Regions from separate parts of the Homo sapiens genome. Here region 2 is linked to region 1. Evidence: chromatin contacts called from ENCODE Hi-C or POLR2A ChIA-PET data. All regions are on one chromosome and are shown on one strand. The core of a region is the stretch at or near the end of the contact, and the rest is flanking DNA. Distances in the headings are between cores, read along the strand shown.

Region 1 (3,443 bases), core at 476-2,975:
CCTTGATAACAACTAAAAACACATGTAGGTGGGCCTGCTGGGTCTGTTTTTCTAAATTTCTTAAATTGTTTTGGCACAGCAAAAATCAGCACATCTCAACTAAACTTAAAGTCTACATCTCTTGGAAGTATGTCTGCTAACAACTAGTTTCTATCTAAATGGGATGTATTATAGTTTCCTAAAATCTCCTCAAAATATATGTAAAAGTAATTTGACAAAGACAAGTGAAAGGCAACAGACTATATGTGTGTGTTTGTACCATTGATTCTCATTTTTAATGAATTCCATATTTTCAAATCCATCTACTCTGTGAAATGTATTTCTAACTCCCAAGTCAATACTCTGTGCATTCATGGTCATTTACAGATGTGGACAGAGTGGCAAAAATTCAAATAGCCGGATGGGCATGATTTCTGAGATTGGACAAGGCAATGCTTTACCTTCTTATTTCAGTTCTTATATTTTAAACACGTGTCCTTTTGGCTATCAATTTCATGACACATTTTTTGCATTTTTGTGCTTTTTCCTCATGATTTCACTGTTTAAAATGTCCCCCAAGCATAGGACTAAAGTGCTGTTTGGTGATCCTAAACACAACAAAGCTGTGAAGTACCTTCTGGAGAAAATACAGGTGTTAAATAAGCTTCATTTGGGAATGAGTCACAGTGCTATAGGTCATGAGTTCAATGCTAATGCATCAACAGTATATGTTAGATGAGATGCCATTAAACAGAAATATACTTAAAATAAAGTTATGGATTGATCTGTTGGTGAAAATGTTGTGACCTGAGGTTCACAATCCCTAACTCTGTATTTCTCCCAGGAGCAATGGCTCAATATTTGCTAATTCAGTGTTTGCAGTGACTTTATAGAACATAACCACTGCAGATGATGGTATTTGCCTGTACATTCATAGAAAATGAGAGAAGGAAGAGGAAAGAGAATGGTTGCATGATTATAGGTGTCCACATTTTTTTCTTCGAATTTTTATTGTTTTCAATTCCCTCAGGAAAAGGGGGAGAAAGGATGGAAGGAAGGAGAAAGAAGGAAGGCAGGAAGGCAGGAAGGCAGGAAGGCAGGCAGGCAGGAAGGAAGGAAAGGAAGGAAGGAAGGAAGGAAGGAAGGAAGGAAGGAAGGAAGGAAGGAAGGAAAGGAAGGGAAAGTTAAATCACCAAAAAATATACTTTGATGATTCTACTTAGAAGGGAATTTCAGGCCTCACACCCCTTCCAGCTGAGAAGTTTTCCTTTACACTAATCTCAATTCTGTCTCTTCCATTGTCATAGATCTCCTTTAGGGGTCACAAAGAGCAAGGTCTTTCAGCCCAGCATGAAAAATCCTTTGAATTACCTCCTCTGTAACTCACTCCTGGAGTTACAGGGTGATTACACTGTTTCTTAGATTATCATAAACTTTATAAAACATATTCTGAAAGATGCATTTGTGAGCTCTATTAGTTTGTGAAACGTTCCCTCTCTCGTTTCAGCTGTTATTTTTCAGAGGGAAATTTCATTAATATTACTTATTTTCAAACTAAGTAACAGTTTGTACTGGGACCACAATTAAGGTTCTTGGTTGATAATCATTCATGGTTAAGCATCCAGGGCTAGCAAGGAAAGAGAGATAAAGAAAATGAGAAACAGTGAGAGACATAGAGAGAGCTAAAGGGGGAAGAGAGAGAGAGAGGGAGGAGGAGAGGGAGGAAGGCACCACCCCAGAGCTCACATTTAGCCAGACCTCAGGACCTGCAAGGCTGTGAATAGTGTTCTATATTTAGCCTACCAGATATTTCGAGTAGTTCTGAAATTGGAAAGCAATGTTTTTCCATGAATTCCCTATAATAATATTTCCTAAGTCAACTCTAATCAAAATATTCCCTTTTCATTCTGTTTTTCCAAGTCTAGAGTGAGCCACTGATGCCCTCCCTTAGAAGGCTGGAAAAGACTGCAGAGCAGGGCAGTCCTAGTCTAGTCAAACCCAAACTTCCCTGGCCTCAATCCATGTTGCATGTGGGCACTGGGGACAAAGTCCCTCTGATGAGAGCAATGGTGAGCCATAGGATTGCTTTCCCACAAAAAGCAATGGGCTCCCAGGACTTCAATCCCATACTACCAATATATTTCCCTGGGGCTTCCATCCTCCCAGAGGGAACCCATGACATCACCATCAATGAAAGCCTTCACCCCATGTCACAACTGTACGTATATCTATAGGCACCACCTGAAAATCCCTCCCCCAGTCTATTCCAGGACCACAAACACATAAGCTGCTTCTCAGACACAGCTTTTTTATTTCAGAAACCAAAGGCTTATATTGAGAGTATCCTCACCAGCAGTCTTAGAATTGCAAGAATGCACATGAGTGCTTTTGGGCTGGACGTCTCCTCTGTTCTGGGAAAAGTTGCCTCTAGTAACTACCTGTCCTCACACCAGCCAGCCCTACCTGTCCCCACACCCCATACACTTGAATACAAGGGGAAGGAGTGTATGTTCTTCATCTTGCTTATGGAAACTGAGGGAGGGTAGCAAAGATACATTGGTGAAGCCAATTGCAGAGGTGATATCATGGTAAAATAACAGGGTAATAGCTTCTTCCAGGCAGTATACCATCAACCCAACGGCAAGAGCACCTTGAGTCAGAAAGGATGAAACTAAAATATGATCAGGAAGCTTTCTGTGTGTGTTGCAAATGACAGGCTGGAGGAGAGCAGACTCCAAGAACTAGAAACTTAGGAGCAAATACAAGGAATCAGACATTTGTAAATATCTGACACAAAAGAGAAAATTGTAGGAAGTAGAAGACCAATGATTTCAGTGGTGTGGAAAAAGCCAGTGGCTGCTGTCTTTAAATGTTGCGATGATTCAGATTTAAATCAGATCATATCATGCTCCTACCTAAACTCTGTAAGGTTTTCACTTGGAAGAGAATCTAAGCATCTTACCAATCTCATCTCACTCATGAGACTCCAGCCATACTGGCTCCATTCTGTTCCCAGAATATTTCCAGCTCTGCCTTTTCAGAGCCTTTCTGCCATGGTTCTCTCCTTCTAGGATGCTTTCCCCTCAGCTCTCTGCATGGCTGACTCCTTCTCGTGCTTTAACTGTGGCAACCTGTGCCACCCTAGGACACTGTGACATGGGCCTTCCTTACTCCAGTCACCACCACTTCTTACCCACTTACCCTCTCACATAACTGTTTACTTCCTCACTGGCACTTCTTGCAACTGAATATTGTTTTATTTATGTAATTCTTAAGTCAGAATGATTTATTACTGTATTTCCACTGCCTGATAAATAGTAGAAAATCAACAAATTTTTTTGAATGAATAAATGATGAATGGGGAATGAAAACAATGAATTAATTTACACATCTAGGCTGGTGTAGAAAGTAGGAGTAAGTTGAATTTCTGAAATAGAATCAAAGACTATAAGGTATTATTTAAG
Region 2 (3,316 bases), core at 274-2,773, 36 kb before region 1:
TACTTTTCCCCTAAATGAAATGTTATTATTAGAGTTTGAAGTGCATTAACATAAAGGAAATGCATTGAGGAAATGCTTTTTGCAGCCCCTACATGTGTTGAACATCTGAGCAGTACCCCCAGGTAGTCCCAGCCCTCATTTTGGCCAATAGCTAAAAAGAAGGATTGCTTTAGGGGAAGATGAACTCAGCAGTGATTGTATTTAAATACCACGAAAAGCACAGACAAAAAAGAATACAGTAAGGGGATGGAGGTTAAAAACAGATTTAACAAAAAGAAAAAAAATACAATTATTGAGGCAGCGACATTGGGTGGTGGAAAGGGACTGTGCGGTAGGGAAAAGGTGGCTCTGTCTCAATCTTTGCCATCAACAAGTATTTTAAATTCCATGTCGCTAAATGTTAAAAAAGGACAGCAGTCCTGGGCCTAAATGCTGCCTGCCTTCATTTATTTACAGAGTTAGCATTCTTTGTCAGAGAAAGGGGAACATGGGAAGGAAATGAACGGCTTTGGCGCTGTGTGGGCCATTCGTGGGCATTGCCATGACAGGCTTGCATGGCGAATCGTGAGACTTTAATAACAAGAGCTTTGATTTGGATTTTAATTTTCCAAAAGTGTAAGTCAGTGAAATTAACAGAGCAGGTGGTAGAAAGAGAGCAGTGTGGTGAGAGTATAAGCCACTTTGCTTTAGGATGAGGAAAGGAAATAACCAGGGTGTCCCAGATTCTGCTTCTGGTAATTAATGAGGCACCTAAATTCACCCTCACTTTCAAATTATTGAACTAAACTTTCTTCCTGTGGTTTTCATGAGTGCTATATTTTTAATTCAAAAAGGACACTGTCCTCATTTTATCCTCATCCACTGAAAGGCTTTCTCTCCTACACAGTGGCATATTGGGGTGGAAGGGGGTGCTGACAGTGTGAAGTGTCCCATCTGGTGAAGCCATTATAGCATGTTGCATTCCCAGACAGAAATAAGCCTCACTAAGGCAGAGGGCTACACAGGATGCTGCTTATTTGGTTTTGCCTGTTTTGTACAATAAGATTTTGGCTGGGATGATCAGTGAAAGTCTACTGATTCAGGTATTTGCATATGATAAAACTTAGGACATAGACCCTAAACTCTGTCATGAGAATCATACCCATTCCTTAATTATTCAAGATGTATATGGATACATTAAAGCTATGTGCAAATTAAATAGATATATATATATTGCATGTTAAAATACATACATAACAGAATAAAGCAAGGAAGAAAGTAATGTTTTTCAAAAATATGAATGCAATAATTTCTGAGATTTTTACTGTCTAAATGCGTATATATTCCCAGTGATTTTTTTTTTAACTTTTTAACACGTAAGTGAAATTAAGCAAGGAAAGCATCAGTTAACATTGCCGCAGTTGAAAAGAAGCAAGAGAAAATCACAGTTCCAATTAGAATGAAGGTTCTCAGCTACACTGAAAACAAACAACTGACCTTGGCCTGTGCTTCACCCTAGAGAAAGCCGAGGAAGAGCAGGATATGACGGCAAAGTCCCATGGAAGGACAAGCCTGGGCTATCCCTGAATATAATAGAGGCTTCCTCAGCAAGAAATTATAGTAAGGGATGGAGAACAGCATTCAAATCCTTCTTGCTGGAACTGTCTCTGCCTATAACCAATGCTGTTTATGACTTGTTTTTCCTACAAATAAGCTCCTTTGAATATTCAATTTTCCATAAAAAGTTATTGATACAACAATAAAGACAACATGTTTTTGGCAACCGCTATATTTTTGTTATTTTAACAATTATTTTAAGTGTTTTTTAAAAAATAAGAAACAACTATTTTTTCAGGATTCTGACTTCCATACAGTCAAGGCTTACATAGTTACAGCCAATGAACTTGAATGGAAACACAGTGGTTTCTGATATCAGCCTCCAGCTCCTTTGCACTCAGGAACTGGTGCTAAAAGTGGGGATTCAAGATGAGTTCTTATCTAGTCTAGACATGGTGTGTCCTCTATTATTCATGACCCTTGGGTCTGGTGTACTGAAAGGTCCCTTCTTTCTTCAGAGACTAGATGACTTAATCTCTTACTTAAACAGGAATCTTTCTCAATGGACTTTCAGGAGTGTCTTCGTTGACCTCTATTATACTTTCTCAATTTTAGCTTTAACTCTGCTGTACCATAGATTTCCATCTCCGGCTTAAGAGATCTGTGTCTGATTTCTCTCTCTGGGCTAGGAGTTCTCATTATATGACAGGAAAAAGTTACAAAGTATGCCACACAGAGGAAACAACTTATGGCTGGGGGTCCTAACAGCACATAGATCATTGACTGAACAGAAACTTGGTGGCCAGACACCTTCTGTGCAACAATAAACATCATTTTCATTTCCACTATGCCCTAAACAGTAGCTCCACATACAACTGCTTAATCACTTCAGCCTCAATATTATATATTATATCATACTAACACCTCCTTCTGGTTTCATCCAAAGACAGTGAAAATTACAGAAACACTACCTCTTGCTTGCTCACATGGCTTCCCCAAGAACATATCACATCACTTCCACTTTAGATGACAAATGAAACTGGTCTCCAAGCTTCCTTGAATGGCACGCCTGGCGTGGTCACTTCATGCAGGAGCTGTCAGCTCTTAACTGGAAAGCACTCCTTGAAATGATTTGTAACTCTGCTATAAAAAGCTTTCCCTCCAGCTAAAACTTGCACTTCTTTCAAGTTTGATGACAAACACACTACTGGCAAAGACGAGGGTGTATTCATGAGCACAGGCATATGCCCCGGCACACGCACACACCCCCCAAACACTCCCACCTCGATTCTCTTATTTTAAAAAAAGGAAAAGTGAATCTTTCCAAGCATTTCAATACAGTTTAAAGCAGGTGGAGGCCTCTAGCCAGGTGACATTAAGAACTGCCCCTTGGTGCCCACTTTGATTGCCGGCTCCTGTATTTGGGATGGGCACGTGGCAGGTGCTTGATCATTCTTTTGAATTCTATACTGCTGCATTCGGTCTTTTGATGGCTGACCTTGCTTATAACAATAATGTGAAAAACAATTCTAATTCCATTAACAGCCAAAAAAAAAAAAAAAACCAAAAAAGCAAAAACCACTCCTCAATCCTGCCAAAATATCTAGTCACTTCCACTCAGTCTTCTTTCTGCACTTTTCTTTACTTGTCCATGGAAGGAAACCTCCTCCAATGTATGGTAAGACACTTTCCTGGCCCCATTGCTCTGTGATGGAGAGCTAGCAGGCTACCCGTGGGGACCTATTTGGCCTTGTTGTTATGATACTTACAGTACTTAAAA

Evidence for each region. Hi-C counts contacts between places; a loop is a spot of excess contacts on that map. ChIA-PET counts read pairs that join two places held with the same protein, here RNA polymerase II (POLR2A).
Region 2: a map of ascending aorta shows a loop between it and region 1 (2.1-fold over the local background). The contact joins two enhancer-like sites. A Hi-C loop is called at or near these places in 1 of 168 maps with a recorded cell type or tissue (ascending aorta). POLR2A ChIA-PET finds 5 or more read pairs at or near these places in 2 of 52 experiments (GM12878 and activated naive CD4-positive, alpha-beta T cell).

What each region holds. Positions count from the first base shown.
Region 1 is chr7:41,820,733-41,824,175 of GRCh38, forward strand. No RefSeq gene overlaps it. Among named protein-coding and RNA genes, the nearest start is that of INHBA, 120 kb to the left of the region's middle. Within about 2 kb of position 1,726, at least 2 of the 41 ENCODE cell types and tissues checked have a DNase peak (open chromatin) inside an H3K27ac peak, as active enhancers do.
Region 2 is chr7:41,784,527-41,787,842 of GRCh38, forward strand. No RefSeq gene overlaps it. Among named protein-coding and RNA genes, the nearest start is that of INHBA, 83 kb to the left of the region's middle. Within about 2 kb of position 1,524, at least 3 of the 41 ENCODE cell types and tissues checked have a DNase peak (open chromatin) inside an H3K27ac peak, as active enhancers do.